Linked DNA regions of Homo sapiens: region 1 is linked to region 2. A link is a loop called in an ENCODE intact Hi-C map of the cell type or tissue named here. Cell type or tissue: PC-3. All regions are shown on one strand. Each heading gives the region's core, and the rest is flanking DNA. Links, peaks and the distances in the headings are about the cores only. Region 1 overlaps ZBTB21 (zinc finger and BTB domain containing 21). Region 2 overlaps UMODL1 (uromodulin like 1).

Region 1 (8,334 bases), core at 276-8,275, 120 kb after region 2:
CCACACCTGGCTAAGAAAATTTTAAAAGTCATTTGAAACCAGATTTTATAGAGACCTTTAGTCATTGTTTTAAAAATTTTAGCCTAATGGAGAACAATTGTTTTTATTATTTTATTTTTAAACAGGATCAAAGCTGGTTCTCTTCATTCAGATCTTAGGTCTCAGCTGAAATATTCCATCAAGGTATTTTCTGACCATCCTCTCTAGGCACTGCATCCAGCGATATAGCACCTTATTTATTTCCACCATAACTTTTAGCAGAATCTGAGGTTGTCTTTTTTATTTGTTTCCTTAGCATCTGATTTATCTCACTAGAAAGTGGGGGTCTTGTCTGTTTGGTGCACCCCTATATTTCAGATAAATCTAACCATGCCTTGTACAGAATTGGAATTCAGTAAATAAGTTGAATTAATAATAGGAATATTTAACGTGTATGTTGGGTGAGCGATCAAAGCTTTGTTCTAAGAAGCTCAGTCTAGAAGCTGTATTAGGATGGGTTTGGAAGGCATGACAAGGAACAGTGAATACCACGTGGAAATATATTAGGGTTCTTTAATAACAAGAACAGAAACTGTCTGGCTTGAATGGAAAAAGTAGTTTATTGTAAAGATACAGGGTTGCTCTTGGACTTAAAAGAAAAGCTAAAAAACTGGGCCAGGAAGAAGGACAAAAACCAAGCTAACTCCAGGAATCTATGTAGCAGGCACTAGCAAGGTTGCATTTTCAGGCCTCCGTTGAGATAAGTCAGCTTCATTTATTTATTGCCTTTGTCATTCTTCTCAGGATTCATATTCCGAGGACAAAGTTTCTGATTGGTTTGGCTTTGGTTGTATGGTTAGCCCAGAGGTAGGGGAGAGGAGCACATCAGGCTGTAGCACACAGTGGGACAAGAGCAGTTCTTCTATAGCAAAATCATGGGGCTGTTAACAGGAGGTGGAATGGCTGTGTAGTGGCTGGAAGAAAACAGCAAAGGCTGTGACCAGAGTCTGCTCTGCTAAGGTGCAAAGGAGCTTGAACTATGTTGGAGTAGGATCATTCTCCTGAATGTGGCCAAGAACAACCATCAAACCAAAATCAAACCCCCTTGTTAGAGACTGAAAGTGTGGTGAAATGGAATACAAGATAGTAACATGACTCCTCTTGAAGGATTGGATAAGCTAGTCTAGGTTTGAAATCTGAGGATATTTGCGTTGTCACCAAGTGAGTGATGATAAGACCGAAACTCAGAGGCAACTTCCTATCACCATCAAATAGTAAAATCCAATGGTAGGTGTTACGGCTAAATCCTGAAATGAGGGTTTGGGGATAAGCAGTCTGTGTGTGTGTGTTTATGTTCCAAAGTCAAATGTAGATGCTTTGTTTTTTTAACTAGGTATTTGCCTTGTGTTACATGCATTCCCTCTTTTTTCTAGTATCATGGTTAGGACTATAGAAGCAATCCCCAACATTCCAAAGGACCCATGTTCCCAGAGTTGAAATCTAGGTTGATGCTGGATGTAAAGAGCCATTTTCCTGTAGAACTGGTAGTAGCAGTTTTGTGGCTAGTCTGGGAGCCAACTTAATTTATAGTGTACCTTAGCTATGACACTAGTCCAAGTAGGTGAGATTATTTTGATCCCTTTCCATCTCTGTTTCTCACCCCCTCACTCACCCCCTGGTACCCTTCTGAGTGCCAAGTCGCTTTGCTTTCCTCTGCTTCTCACTAGAATGCTCTATATTCGAAATTGCCTACCTTCCCTCTCCCTCAAAAATCTTAATTCCATACAACTGATTTAACACTCTATAAAGAGGAAAGTATTTGCATTGAATTAATTTATGTTAAGATATGAGGCCGGGCGCGGTGGCTCATATCTTACAGGTGGCTGGCCTGTAATCCCAGCACTTTGGGAGACCGAGGTGGGCAGATCGCCTGAGGTCAGGAGTTCGAGACCGGCCTGACCAATATGGTGAAACCCCATTTCTACTAAAAATACAAAAATTAGCCAGTCCTGGTGGCTGGCGCCTGTAGTCCCAGCTACTCAGGAGGCTGAGACAGGAGAATTGCTTGAACCCAGGAGGCGGAGGTTGCAGTGAGCCAAGATCATGCCACTGCACTCCAGCCTGGGTGACAGAGTGAGACTCTTCAAAAAAAAAAAAAAAAGATGTGAGATATGAGTCCCCCACCCCCTTAGCATTTATTACCTGAGGAATTTGAAGTGATGGTATGAAATAATCTTCTGGAATCCAGTTCTGAAGGGTTTTGTAGCCATTCCAGGGAATTGGAAGTTGAGGCCAGGGCAAGCCCTTGGAAGGTTTTAAGCCCCAGCAAGGCCAGATGAGCATTTCTGAAAAGCGTCTATAGTAGAAATGTAAAGAATGGAACCTTTAGTATTAGAGGTTGACTATCCCTTATCTGAAATGCTTGGGACCAGAAGTGTTTCAGATTTCAGATTGTTTGGGATTTTGAAATATTCTCATTATACCCAGTGGTTCAGCGTCCCTAATCCAAAAGTCCAAAATGCTCTAATGAGCCTTTCCTTTGTGCATCATGTCGTTGCTCAGAAAGTAGTTTTGGGTTTTTGGACTAGAGATATTCAGCTTGTATTATAATTGTCAAAGGAGTGATGAGTCCCAAGCCTTCCTTAGGACTATTCACTCATAGTTAATAGTGAATAGTTCCCACTATTCACTCTTCCACCCTCCTACACCCTGGCCAAATTAATTGCTTCCTGGAATCAGTATTCCCGTAGCATTCTTCACATCCTTTGTTAATTATTGTCTGTCCTAACATGGAAATGTGAGCTACAGGAGAACAAGAAGCAGGCCAGTTACTCATCTCCCCATCACCAGCACCTCTTGTGATGTGTGGTGGGTAGCAGGCCCACGCAAGCATCTGTGAGGGGAAGTGGAGAAGGAAGGAAGATGTGCATGTGCCACATGGGAAGTGCTGAACGTACTGGGGCTTTCAAACATGTTGCCTCTTCTGTCCTTCATAAAAATCCTATGTGGTGGGTAGTGTTAGCCATGTTTAACAGGTAAGGAAACTAGTCAGAAAGGTTGAGTCATCTTTAGAAGGTTCCATGCCTAATAGGTGGCGGAGCCAGGATTTGAGACAAATAGACTGATTCGAAAGGCTTTTCCATGGAACTGTAAGGTCTTCTGTGAATTGTTAACCATAAAGATTCTCTCATTTTGAAATTTCAGAAGACATGAAGTAGAAACAATCCAGGAAGGCTTTGGGAAGCTATTTGTGTGCGAGGATCAAAGTGGTAAGCAAGCCGGCCCTATTTTAGAAACTGGTTTTCCTGGGGGGTTTTCCTCTTAGTTTTTTCTGTTGCTCGTAAATAGACCTTTTCTCCAAATTTCACCCACTGGTCTTTTAAGAGCTCCAAGGTTTTTCCACCATGACTGAAGTGGCAGAAGTTCTGCCGTGATGAGTCAGGTGGAGATGAGCCGTGGAAAGGAGGGGCGTAGACGGTGGTGGCAGCAGTGCGTGTTTATGTGTAAGATGCACTGCTTCTGTAAGTCGGAGGCCCTGATTACTCATAATGAAAACCTGCATGGAAATTTGGAGTGATGTGCCAGCAAACTTATCGGTCTAGATCTGAAAAATACACTGAGGAGAAAGTACACCCGGCAACAAAGCTCGCCTTATCTGACAGCAGAAGAGCAGAGAAATCAAAAGTTTTTGAGGATTCGGTGTACACAGCCACCAGCCACAAACAGTCTTGCTGGATTATCTCGTGATCGTCAGCAGTTGTGATTTTCCCCCTTTTTACTTACATTCTTGATGGATGGAGCATTTTATATTTTTAGGTAATTGTTAAACTCAAATATACTGACTGTCATTAAAACACAAAAATTCAATATGTTAATTGTCTGTCTGCAGCCAGACTAGGAAAGGGTACATTGTTTTCAAAACTTAATAATTGAATTAAAATGTAAAAAAAACAAGGGCCTTAATGTGAAGGTGAGGGATCTGCATCTCCTAGCTACCCCTGTCTCCTATCTAGACATCTAGAGTCTCTAGATCCTGGGGTACTGGGGAGAATGGACAATGTTGCTTTCCTGTGCAAGATCCTCAGATGACATATTTTAGCCCCCAGGGCGCTCATGCCTCCATCTTCCTCCAGCCTCATGGGCATTTCCTCCCCTATGTGTACCTTTACCTTTCACCAGGCAAAGCCACCTGTGGTTCCCTTGGATTCCTCCTGCTCTGTCTTGTCTCTGTAGTGTTGCATGTACTGCAGCCCAGCCAGCTGATGTGAATCTTGCCCTGCTACTTATTATCTGTCTGACATTGAGCATGTTACTTAACCCTCTGTGCCTCGGTTTTCTCATCTGTAGAATGGAGATAATAATAGTACCTAACTCCTAGGGTTGATGTCAATATTGAGTTAATACATTAAAAGTGTTTTCTTTTGTGTGTGTGGCAGAATAAGCACCCAAATTATAGCTGTTATTGAGTACCTAGTTACTGTTCTACTGAAAGGAATGGAAAATAAATACTCGTCCCTCGAAATGTCCTTCATCCTTCCTATCTCTTCCCAGCATTCCCTATAAAACTTTCTTCGTAGAACGCCCTTCCTGGCCTCCATCTCACCTGGCTCTGATGCCTGTCATCTATACTGCGTCTCTACCTCTGCAAACATCCTGTCTGCTGCTCAGCATACTGGACTAGGCTGATGAATTGACCTGTTCTCTTCCTGCACAAGACCTTAAGCTCCATGAGGCAGGGCCATACTTGTTAAATTGATATCTTCCATGTCTAGAAGGGTTCTAGCACACACTAGACAGATGCTAGCCATAAGTCTATAATTGTCTGGGTGACCTTAGGCAAATGACTTGACCTCTCAATGCCTCAGTTTTCTCATTTGTTTGTAAAAAGGATTGATGACACTGTCTAGTTCAGAAGATGATACGAGAATTGGAAGAGGAAACTAGAGGCAGTGTCGTGTAGGGGTTAAGAGCTTAGCCTCTGGATCCAAGCCAGCTGATGTGAATCCTGCTCTGCTACTTATCTCTATGACGTTGAGCATGTTACTTGACCGTCTGTGCCTCAGTTTTCTCATCTGTAAAATGGGGATAATAATAGTACCTACCTCCTATGGTTGATGTAAATATTGAGTTAATACATAAAAATAACTTCTTTATTTTTGTGTATGTGACAGAATAAACACCCAAATTTTAGCTGTTATTAAGTACCTAGTTACTGTTCTACTGAATGGAATGGAAAATAAATACTCTATAAAGTTATTCTGCACTTGTGTATCAGGAATTTGGACATCTTGAGGCACTTTTCAGGCAGGTGTGATGGCTCTAAATGGAGGTTATAGGAAAGTTAAGTTTTAAATCCCCAATAATTTTCAGGGACAGTGAGTATTTCTCTTACAACTTAACTTTGAATGACTTTATTATTGTCCCCTAGTCCATAGATGTTTTCATCCAAAGAAGATAGAGGTCTGTGATCCAAGAAATTTGAAGCAGTGACTTAGAGCAGAAATAGGGATCATGATACTTTGAATAATGCATAAAGAAGGAAACCTTTCTAAACAAAAGGGACACAAATGTTGCTTTTTTGGCAACGGGATGCATACGGTCTGTGGAATACCATTTGCTTCAGGTCCAGGGATGTAGAAAACTCCCCTTGGTTTAGTCTTCACACTAAAGGGCCAGGACAAGCCCTTGGAAGGGAGGTTTTAGTGTGAAGTGGTTAGCCGTTACCTGTGCTTCGAGTTCTGTTTGTGTCTTAGTTTGGATTCCCCCAAAAGTAGACCCCAAGACAAGGATTCAGAGGTAGACGTTTATTTGGGAACTGATCCCAGGAAGCACAAGAAAGGAAGTAGGGACAGTAAGGCGGAGATGGAGGCTCATAAAGGGTACATTGATGAACAGGTTGCTGCTCACGTGTAGGATATCAAAACTGAATTCTTTAAAAAATCTGAACTCCTGGTTTTTCTGTCAAACCCCATCTCTCCTAAGGATGCCCTTCCAGTTATTTTGGCAGAATACTTAACTCCACACCTTCTGTTTTCTCCTGCAGTCTGTCCACTAGAAATTCTAATGACTCTGCCTTTACCTCCGTTGCTACCACCCTGGTCCCAGCCACCATCCTCTCTCATCTGGGTCATTACAGTGGACTGCAAGCTGGCCCGCAGCTTCCCCCATAACCTACCCTCTGTTGTCTAATCTCAACAACAGAGCCAGAGCAATCCTTTGGAAATGTAATTCAGGTCTTTGTCATTCCTCTGCTCAGAATCTTCAATGGCTGTCCATTTCATCCATAGTAAAAAATAAAGTTCTTCTGGAGGTCTCCCAGCCCTAGACGGTCTTACTTCTTATTGCCTCTCAGATGTCATCTTACATGGCTCCCAGCACACACTGCTCCATCCCTCCTGTTGCCTTAGCTTCTCCCTTTGTTGTGATGTTCTTCCTCCATTTATCTCCATGGCTCATCCCTCGCCTCCTTCACACCTTCTTTGATCCCATTTTGATGAATGAATGACATGAGAAGTTTCTGGTATAGTTTGTAGTGTAGGTTCCTGTACAGTTAGGTGCTATATAAATGGTAGCGACTATTATTATCTTATTTAATTCCCACAATAGCATTATGTGGTAGCTGCTAGTATTATCCTTATTTTATGGCGAGGTAAACTGAGGCTCAAAGAGGTTGGTTAGCCTAGAACAGTGGCTCTCAAAATATTTTGACTGACCCACAGGAAGGAATACATTTTACATCTCAATCCAGTCCATGCTTGCTTATGTGGGTATGTACATATATATAATAGAAACAAAAGTTTCTCAAGCTCATAATTAGCCTTATGACATTTGATGCATTCTGATATTTTCTACTCTGTCCTAGTCATTTATTTTTTAATTGCTAGTTTTAAACCACCAAGTTGAGTTTAAGAACCCCTTTTGACAAAGACTATCCAAGCCTTTAAATCTGTACCTTTAATTCTGTGTTACAGCTTTTCCCTGTGGCAACATCTGAACTAGCTTTGTCAAAAATTATTAGTGCTAAAAACTCCTCAGTACCCAGCTGAGTCAATACGTGTAACATTATAAGCTTATGTCTTTTTCTGCTGATCTCTGTAAAAGATGGTAAGGGTTTCTTCATACAAATAGATGTAAAGAAAGTATAGTAGGATTAAGGAAAATTTAAATGACTAAGAGAAGAAAAAGGAAGGGAAATTATCAAGTAGTCACAAATAGAATAATTTTTTAAAAAAATAGAGGAATTAAAATTTACCATTTACTTTGAAAGGATGGTAGGCGGGAGTGGACAGAAACTTGGTACAGTCTGACCAAAGTAGTTGTTTGTGGACAGGCTAAAGGCATCATCTCTAGAAGCAAAGTCCTGTGTCTCAGTCGGTTAAATTGAGTCGCATCTTATCAGGGAGTCAGAAGGAATTGTATACCGTGTGTGGCCACTCCCAGGTTGACAGCCTAGGAGACTCTGGGCTCTTCCTGAAGAGCCTGGTGGCTGGGGTAACCAGCAAAGGCCAGAAGAGAACCTACAAATGAGCTGGGGTCAAGTTTGGTTCATCTACAGTTTGCCCGCTAGAGAAAGATAAAACCGTCACAGATAGTTACTTGGGATTCATGTAATCTTAAAAATAAATGTCTTAACAATATTTGAAAGAAAATATGGCATTATAAAATGAAAGGGATGAGCCAGCTGTGGTGGCTCACACCTGTAATCCCAGCACTTTGGGAGGCCGAGGCAGGCAGATCACGTGAGGTCAGGAGTTCGGGACCAGTCTGGCTAATATGGTGAAACCCCAACTATATAAAAATACAAAAATTAGCTGGGCGTGGTGGTGCACGCCTGTAATCCCAGCTACTCAGGAGGCTGAGGCAGGAGAATCGTTTGAACCCAGGAGGCAGAGGTTGCAGGGAGCCAAGACTGAGTCATTGCACTCCAGCCTGGGCAACAGAGCGAGACCCTGTCTAGAAAAAAAAAAAAAAAATGAAAAGGATGAGGTGTTAGAGGAACAGAAGCCTAAATAAAGGGTCAAATACACAGAGTCAGGCATTGTCTCTGCATGAAATGGCTTTGTCTGCATCGAGAGTATGGTGGGGTTAATCTGCCCACTTTCTTTGATACTGAATTAGATGCCTATTAATCCTGCAATTTCTGAAAGTTAAGTGCACATTTGTTGAGTTTTCTTTAGATGAACTCTTTGCAACAACCCTGCAAGAGGAGGGCACAGTTGTCATTCCTAACTCAGGTGAGGGATCTGCCACACCGAGAGGCTAACAGAAACACCCAAGGACAATCAGCCAGCCTGCAAGGAACTGGCATCTCAACCCAAGTGTCTGGCACCAGAGCTTGCACTCTACCACTAGGCC
Region 2 (8,334 bases), core at 105-8,104:
TGCCCCCAGAGCAGGTTCAGTTTCAATGCCTAGGAGAACAAGGGGCCCGGAAAGCTTTCCAATCCACCCACCTGTTCTCGGGGTGGTCTATATGGAAGCAGACCCCAGACACAGCTCCGCACGTGCCCTCCACCCTCCTTCAGCAGTGGCTCCATCATCTGTGGGCCTGGTTTGTGCCTTCTTTTATCTCAGAGTGGGGCTTGCCCAGCCCCAGCACCCTGCAGCTCCACCCAGCTCACTCCTGTCTCTGGGCCATAGTCCAAACCATTGCTGAGGACTTCACAGTTGGCTGCTGCCTCACCCGCCTCCCTGGGCAGCCTGCTTCTCGCTCTCTGCCACCCATCTCCTGCAGGTCCCTGCATGTGAGATCACGCCCATCACCAGCTCTGTTCTCACCACGGCACCCACCCACCATGCCCTGCCCTCCCTGCTGGGTGCCATCTTAGCTATCCATTAAGACCAGCTTCAAGACACCACTTCCAGGAAGCCCTCCCTGGCCACACTCACTGGACTGAAGCAACTTAGCCTCCTCTGTGCTTCCTGATTCTACCTCAAGCAGGACACGTTCTATAGCCCCCCGGATACCACACTCACTGGTATAAATGCCCACCTCCCTTCACTTGACGCAGATTCCTGGATAGCAGTGGCCAACGTGGGGTCAGTGTTAAATCCACTAAGACCCCGTTTAGCAGGAAAAGAGCTGGGTGGAAAGAGTGGCCAAGAGGAAACATTCCCCTGTGTCGCGTGTCCCACGGCTGCGTGTTTCACAAGACGGTCGCTCAGCATCTGCACGTTCACACCTCATGTATGTGTATATTTTCTCTCCATGGATATCAGAGCTAGCACTTGGAGAGATAAGGCACTGCCCAGAAGCCTGGACACATATGAAAGAATGGGAAGGAACATGCACACACGTACACACATGTACACATACATCACACACACACACACACACGTGCACCCACATCACACACAGGAAACTTCCCCAGGACATAAAAATATGACCTCAGAGGGACAAGAAGCCCTTTGCACGTGAATGTCCTTAAAAAAAACCGATTATGATACAGTATTCCAGAAGAAGAAACTCTGACGACATTACCTTCACAGGGTCTCTCAGAATATTCCACAGGGAAGTCGGGGGCTCCTCCCTCGCAGCTACAAGTGAAAGACCCGAGGGTGTTTCGACAGGATGTCCCCGGCACACAGTCGTCCTCCTTCCTTTCACACTCATCGTAATCTGCACAACATTTAGAAGACAAAACAGAAGAACATCCCTGGGGGCTTGTGGTCTCACAGCAGCCTGGTTGGGGGAGAGTGCATCTCACAGACAAAGCTGGAAACTCCAGCCACAGCAGACTGCAGTCAAGCTCACCAGTTCTGGAAAGTACAGGAGGCTTCCTGAAGCTGGGGCTGGGAATGGCTAAGTATGTCTGCAGGGGCTGTTCTGGAAGGAGGATTCTGGCCCAGGGCTGGGAGGGGGATCTGGGCAGAGCAGGGCCATCCCTTCAGTTCCCGGGAGTAACCAGGAGATGCACAGGCCCCCAGATCCACCTCGGTCCAGCCCAAGGGACCCAGGCTGCAAGCCCAACCCTGGGCAGAAGGCCCTCAGGCCATTTGCCTTTCGCCATGATGCTGGGTTGATTGTTGACAGCAAAACAGGTTTACTGCAGAACATGGATAAGAACCAGAAAAGCGTGGCCAGGGGCAAGTTAGCATGTGGACGTATTTCCTTCCAGCCTTTTAAAATGCAGGCATGCTCTGAGAGCATAGCTTGCCTCTGCCACCAACTAGCTCCATGCAAATCCACAAACCGCTATTCTCATCATTGCATAACAGCCCGGGGCGGGGACACCTGGTAACTTAGCACCTTCTTTGTTACTGGATGATTGGTGATTTCCAACTCTTTGGCTTTTAAAGTAACACTGAAGATGAACATCTTTGTATTTAAACTACGGTCCAAACAGATCAAATTCCTTAGGACAAAGTCGTAGAGCTGATATTTCAGAATCCAAGTGGATGGCCACTTTGAAAGCGTTTGATTTATGTCACCAAACTGGTTTCCAGGAAGCATGAGCAAATCCTTCTGCCACCAGCAATCTGTGCAAACACCTGCCTCACTACACTTTCACCAGTATTCATGTCAGCAGTAAAGAGACCTTTTGTTTGCAATTTGATGGGCAAACAGTGCAATGCATTCTAATGGGGATGTCTTGGGTTACCACATCTTTGTTAGTCATTCATATTTCTTCTTTTATACCTTGTCTGTGTAGAGCTTTCGTGCATTTATCCATCAGGTTCTTAATATTTATCTATTTGTATGATCTCTCTATATATTTGGGATACTAACACTTCACCAAATTATTGAAAAATTTTTTGTTTACTTTGCGTTAAAATGGTGCCTTTATTTTGATTTATCTCTGCATGCAGTCAGCATCTCATCGTTTTCCTCTAAAAATCGTATTTTCTTTAGGAAGTCCTTCTTATTCTAAAAATCAAAAAATTAATATGAATCTCCAATTTTTAAAAAGTCTTTTGTTTCTGATACATGTAACTATAAGCCATTCATCATTTATGTTCAAGTATGATAGGAGAAAAGAATCTGAATTGTCTTTTTCTCCCTGCTTTTCTCGTTAATTATCTTTACTGGGATCTCCTTGGGAACTATGCTTGGGGGAGAGTCTGGCTGCAGAGAGGGATGCATCTGCCCTCAGCCCATGGAAACAAGCAGCGAGGGGGCAGTCGACCCGGAAAGAAAGCAGCACCCCTGGGGATCTGCAGGTTCACCCAAAGATGTTTTCAACACTTCAACCTTTACACAATTATAATCACAATAAGAGGGACAGACAGGGTCCTATCTATTTCACATCTTCATCTAATTCTGGGGGAAGAAGGACCACATGGGCACAACACGACATCTTTCAAAAGCGAAGGGTGGTGGCTGCCCTCTGGCTGCCTCTGGTTCCAGAACACGGGAGAGGCTCCATCCCAGCCTCTCGTACCCTGTATGAAGGTGTCGCCTCTGATCACCTCCAGCAGAGGCACGGTCTGGAAGGCGGTGAGAAATGCAGCTGACACCTCCTGGACATCCACATCTGCGATTATCAGCAAGTGAAACTCCACCACGATGCTGCCGTTGGTGACGCTGACGACTTCCATCCTGACCCCACCAGCGTCCATGTGCTGACACATGGTGGCTGGCAGGGAGCCCCGCACCTGCGGGGAAAGAGGCCATGTGAGGAGGTCCCCACGCTGAGAGGAAACAGATGCCCGTCTCAAGGCGGTTCCTCCTGCCAGTCTGCCCAGCAGCAGGGCTGGCCCGTGGCACAAAGTAAAAGCCACAGGTTGGTTCTGGGCCCCTTTCCTGTCTGCTGTGTTTTCAAGCCCAGCACAAACGCCTGGGAGTGTCTGTGATATGAGAAGAGCCCTTGTTTCCCCCCCCAAACCAGTAAACGGCTTCAGAAAGATGCCTGTGGGGCGAGGGTGGGACTTGGGGGCACAGGCAGAGACCCTACCTCATGGGGCTTAAAATTTGCTGGGGGCTCACAAGGGCTTCTAGAACCTAATACTCCTGGTTTGCAGCCACCGAGGGCAGGGGGCTGAGTGCAGGGTCGTGGGGAGGGAGACCACTTCCCGCTGCCTTCTCTGGAACAGCTCTTTTGCTCCTGGCACTGCAGAACATGTCCCCTTTCATTCTTCCTCCCTACCTCTCCCCAGACTGCTTCCTGTGAGCATTTCCAACTTCCCCATTAGGACAGGGGGTTCCTGCCCCCGAACGCCCTGCTTTCTACTCTGTCTCTTTGGACACAGTCACACACCACACGCTATATGATTGATTCCATGCTAACCCATCATGGTCAAAGCACTCAGAAAGGCAAACAATCTTATAATGAGCTTCAATCATCCTCAGTGCAAACCTCCTATGGGTACTTCCAGGGTTTGTCCTCACAGGTGCGATGGCTCAAGGCCTGGGTCATGGACTCACTTCCCGGCTTCTGGGCCACCAAGGTGAACAGATCCATTGTCCCTCTCAGAGCCTGTGGACCCCAGGGAGACCACAGCTGCCCTTGGTTGGCTCAGTAGATGACTGTTGTCGTGACCATCTTCACAATCAGTTCTTCCCTCTCTCTTTCTCTCAGAGGAATCTGGCATAGTCTTGGATTAATGTGACTTTTAGCTGCATTTCAAACCAACCTCTAAGCAAACTTCCAGGCCCCTTGCTAGGAAGTGGTGAAGAGCCAGGGACCAAGCCATGCAGCCAACACCTCCTGACATCCACGTCTGCGGTTATCAGCAAGTGAAACCCCCGAAATTTCTCTTAACATCCTACTTCTGTGATTAAGTTGTATAATTATTTGCTGTCCTGAAATTCTAGGCAAACAGAAAAACAACACCCCAAAAATGGGCAAAGGAAGAAATGGTTCAAAGAGGAAAGATTAATCAAGAAACTCGGGAAGGAAACGGAGCTGCCTCTTTTGACCACTCGAGCCAGGTGGAAGGATTCAGTGTTTGTTGTTTAATATTCTAACTACTATTTAACCTTATCAATGAAATCACATTATTAATCAAACCGTCAACAACTGTTGAATGCACAAACCAGGAGCAGGGAATGAGCTAGGCCGTTCCCAAAGGCTGTCGAATCTTCTCATCTGTGGGGGAAGCGCTGGGGTTTGCAGCCCTGCTACGGTATTACCACGACAGGCCACTAGGTGGCAATGTCAAACCCTCTCTGTGCTGAGCTCAGACTCAGGAAATCTACAATGTGAGATTCCGTGCAAACAAAATCACTAGATTATGACAAGGGCACTCCCTATACCTCAAAAAGTCCACAAGAAGGCATGTCACTAAATGGTAACAGATAGCATCCTGGAGAATGCTGAGGGGATGGCAGGGAGGAATGCAGGAAAGAGCAGGAAAAGAACTTTCTCTGAGGCAGGGGCATTGCAGCACTATTTATAACAGACAGAAGGCGGGAGCCGCCCAGTGCGCTCGGTGAATGAATGGATGAGACTGCATGGGTTATGCCCCAGCCATAACAAGGAATCCAGTGCTGACACATGCTGCCACGTGGATGAAACCAGAAAACCTCATTTTAACTGAAAGAAGCCAGACACAAAAAGTCACATATTGTATGATTCTGTTTCTGTGAAATGTCCACAATGGGCAAATCTATAGAGACAAAAAGCAGATAAGTGATTACCAGGAGCTGGAGGAAGTGGCGAGAGGGAGTGACTTTTTTTTTTCTGTTTTTGAGATGGGGTCTTGCTCTGTCACCTAGGCTGGAGTGCAGTGGCAAGATCTCAGCTCACTGCAACCTCTGCCTCCTGGTTTCAAGCGATTCTCCTGCCTCAGCCTCCTGAGTACCTCGGATTACAGGCACCCGCCACCACATCCGGCTAATTTTTGTATTTTTAGTAGAGATGGGGTTTCGCCATGTTGGCCAGGCTAGTCTAGAACTCCTGACCTCAGGCGATCCACCCACCTCAGCCTCCCAAAGTGCTAGGATTATAGACATGAGCCACCATGCCCAGCTGCGAGTGACTTCTAATGGGTATAAGGTTTCTTTTTGGGTGATGAAAATGTTCTGGAATTAGTAGTGATGGTTGCACAATTTTGCAAAATAGTCTAAACCACTGAATTGTACAGTTTAAAAGTAGATTTTATGGTCTGTGAAATAAATCTCATTTTTTACAGGTTTAAAAAAAAAAAACCGTGGAGGGACTTTCTGCTTCATAGGTTCCACAACTGAAAAACAGGTTTCACTGGACAGAAAGTGAAGTGTGAAGTAAGGATGCAGCAGAGGAAGAGTTGTGCCTCCTGTCTGCTAACCGTGTCTTCGCCGGGGCAGATCCAGGGACACTCAGGGAGTCAGGCCAGAGCTTAACGTCCTGGCTTCCTTCAGAAATGAGGAGCTCATAGGACCTATAGGTCAAATTCCTAGTTGGATGAGACTAGAATTCTTTTTTTTTTTTTCCCACAGGGTTTCACTCTGTTGTCCAGGCTAGAGTGCAGTGGCACGATCTCGGCTTACTGCAACCTCTGCCTCCTGGGTTCAAGAGATTCTCCTGCCTTAGCCTGCTGAGTAGCTGAGGTCACAAACATGCGCCACCATGACAGGCTCATTTTTTGTATTTTTTTTTTTTTTTTTTTTTTTGGTGGAGATGGGGTTTTGCCATGTTGCCCAGGCTGGTCTTGAACTCCTGAGCTCAGGCAATCTGCCCGCCTCTGCCTCCCAAAGTGCTAGGATTACAGGGGTGAGCCACCGTGCCTAACCTAGAATTCTATCAGCCTTCCACCCTTTCCCTCCTGAAAGGAATTAAGGGCTGATATCACCAACTCACCATCCTGAAGAATAGTTCTAGGAAATCTCGATACTCCTGGCTGCTTGCGTTGCGAAAGGATTCTGAGTACCTGACATTTTTGATTCTGACCTTTCCAATGAGCTTCCGGGCTGCTGCAGGATGGAGGATAAGCACATTTGGAATTGGTGCTGTATTAGATAACAGACTAACATTTCAATATTAATAAATGTATTTTCATGTCCAGGAAGAGCATCACACCAAAGCCAACCCGTGTTCTAGAAAGAAGGAATAGTGCCAGGGCTCAGGGACACAGCCCATCAGATTCCAGAGGACACAGAACACAGCCTGAACACAGTGGGAGAACCTTCCAGAGGCCACAGAGCCAGCTCGCCCCTGCAACTGTCTCCCCACCACACATAGCCTTCCTTCCTTGCTGCCGTTCCCCCATGCTGGGGTTCAGACAATTTCCCAGCAAGCTGGCATGACTTGAAGCATGTGGAGGCACCATTAAATAACTTTGCCAGGGCTACGGGTGCAAACTGGGCTGTCCCAGGTATAACAGGACTTAGGGCCCTGGCCAGGCCTCTGCTCAGAGTCCACGTGGCCACAGGGTGCCCAGGGGTCTTGTTTGGAGCCAGTCCTTCTTCCTCCCCCAGCAGCCCCACCTCCCCTGGTCTATGGGCAGTCCCTGTTTTGGCATCATCTGTTCCATCTGAATCTTTTCCCTCCGCAGAGGGCTTCTAGGAGTATGTGGCACATAAATGTGGTCCAGGAATGTCGCCATCCCATCCTGGCCCTGGCATGGCAGCCACCCCAGTGTTCAGTCAGTCCCTCACCAGATATTTGCAAAGCGCCTGCCATGCGCCAGAGGCATTCTAGACAGTGAAGGAGAAAGACACAGCTCTCCCCTCAGGGGGCTTAGAGTCCATCTCCCCAGAGCTTCTCACTAAGTTTAAGACAAACCACAGAGCCATTCTGCTATGCATTCCTGGGCGAACCCCAAACTCTACGTCCTTGAGATCATTGTTGTTGCTGCCCCTGAGGGCTTCTGGTTCAGTCTCCATGGCTGGCATGAGCAACCCAGTCTGAAAGCCATCAGTAGCAGGACAGGTGCACAGGTGAGAGCAGGTATAAGTGCACCCACAGGTTTGGGGTCCCCCGTGCAGCCTGTCCCGTCCAGAGCAGCTGAGACCTTCAGAGGCCCAACTCTGGCTCTCAGACCCCAGAGCCACCCTGTCTGACTGTCCAGCCAGCACTGATCTCCCTCCTCTCCAGCTGCTCGTGAACGTGCACAATTCACGTCATGCACTCCATCTGTTCTCTAATTTCTCAGGCCATGGCTGATTAGTACTTTAAAGCACATACATAGTTCTCAACTTCTATTATTGCATCCCAATAGACCATCTTATGCCTCTCTCAAGGGGTGTGCGCCCCACTGTGCAGACCACTGCTATCAATGCTGCCCACAGTGTGAAACCATCCTACACCTCCCTCAAGGGGTGTGCGCCCCACCGTGCAGACCACTGCTATCAACGCTTGGGAAGCTGCCCATGGCGTGAAAACCAGCTTGCAACATCAGACACGCTCTTGACTACCCAGGTAAGGTACACATAAGAAAATACCCAGGTAGCGATGCTAATGAAAAGAAAAGAGGAATTTCATCCAAATATGTGTAATATTGTCACTGTCCAGCTGGAACGCAGTGGAGTCTATGTTTGATTCATTATTGCTCAATTCTTTACTTTGTGGCCCCAGGCTCTGGCAGGCTGCTCACAGATCATCCATGTGACTGCCGATTGTCTGTTGATGTCCTTCCTGAAAGCCAAGTCCTCTGTAGGACTGTTGAGATCAGAGGGAGTGGATGCAGCTCAACAGATGAGCACCGCATGCATTTTCCATGCTGCCTCCCCCGGAGGACATGGGTGAGCCGCACCCGCAGCCTTCCAGGCGCAGTCTATGGCACTCTGCTGCCGCCTCCATACCCGTGGGCTGCCTAATGCCTTTTCCTGAATAAGCCACCTCCTGTCTGGCCGTC

The links. Peaks named below come from ENCODE experiments on the same cell type or tissue, not always from the same donor. Only the 100,000 strongest peaks of a DNase experiment are listed, where the experiment ranks them.
Region 1: it touches region 2 in a loop (4-fold over the local background); 80 of 110 quality-filtered maps call a loop at or near these places.

The regions. Positions count from the first base shown.
Region 1 is chr21:41,997,811-42,006,144 of GRCh38, reverse strand. It overlaps ZBTB21 (zinc finger and BTB domain containing 21), which reads left to right. Exons shown (of 3, transcript NM_001098402.2): 2 at 3,184-3,248. Among named protein-coding and RNA genes, the nearest start is that of ZNF295-AS1, 7.2 kb to the left of the region's middle. In PC-3, for the core only: no CTCF peak of the experiment used is centred there; a DNase peak (open chromatin) is centred at 3,484; H3K4me3 peaks cover 528 bases; H3K27ac peaks cover 2,274 bases.
Region 2 is chr21:42,113,990-42,122,323 of GRCh38, reverse strand. It overlaps UMODL1 (uromodulin like 1), which reads right to left. Exons shown (of 23, transcript NM_001004416.3): 14 at 6,339-6,451; 15 at 3,000-3,213; 16 at 1,100-1,237. Among named protein-coding and RNA genes, the nearest start is that of UMODL1-AS1, 9.6 kb to the right of the region's middle. RefSeq lists enhancers at 1-773, 1,493-1,622, 1,610-2,315. In PC-3, for the core only: CTCF peaks have their summits at 4,494, 4,700 (motif pointing right) and 7,983; DNase peaks (open chromatin) are centred at 2,123, 4,743 and 8,043; H3K4me3 peaks cover 757 bases; H3K27ac peaks cover 3,370 bases.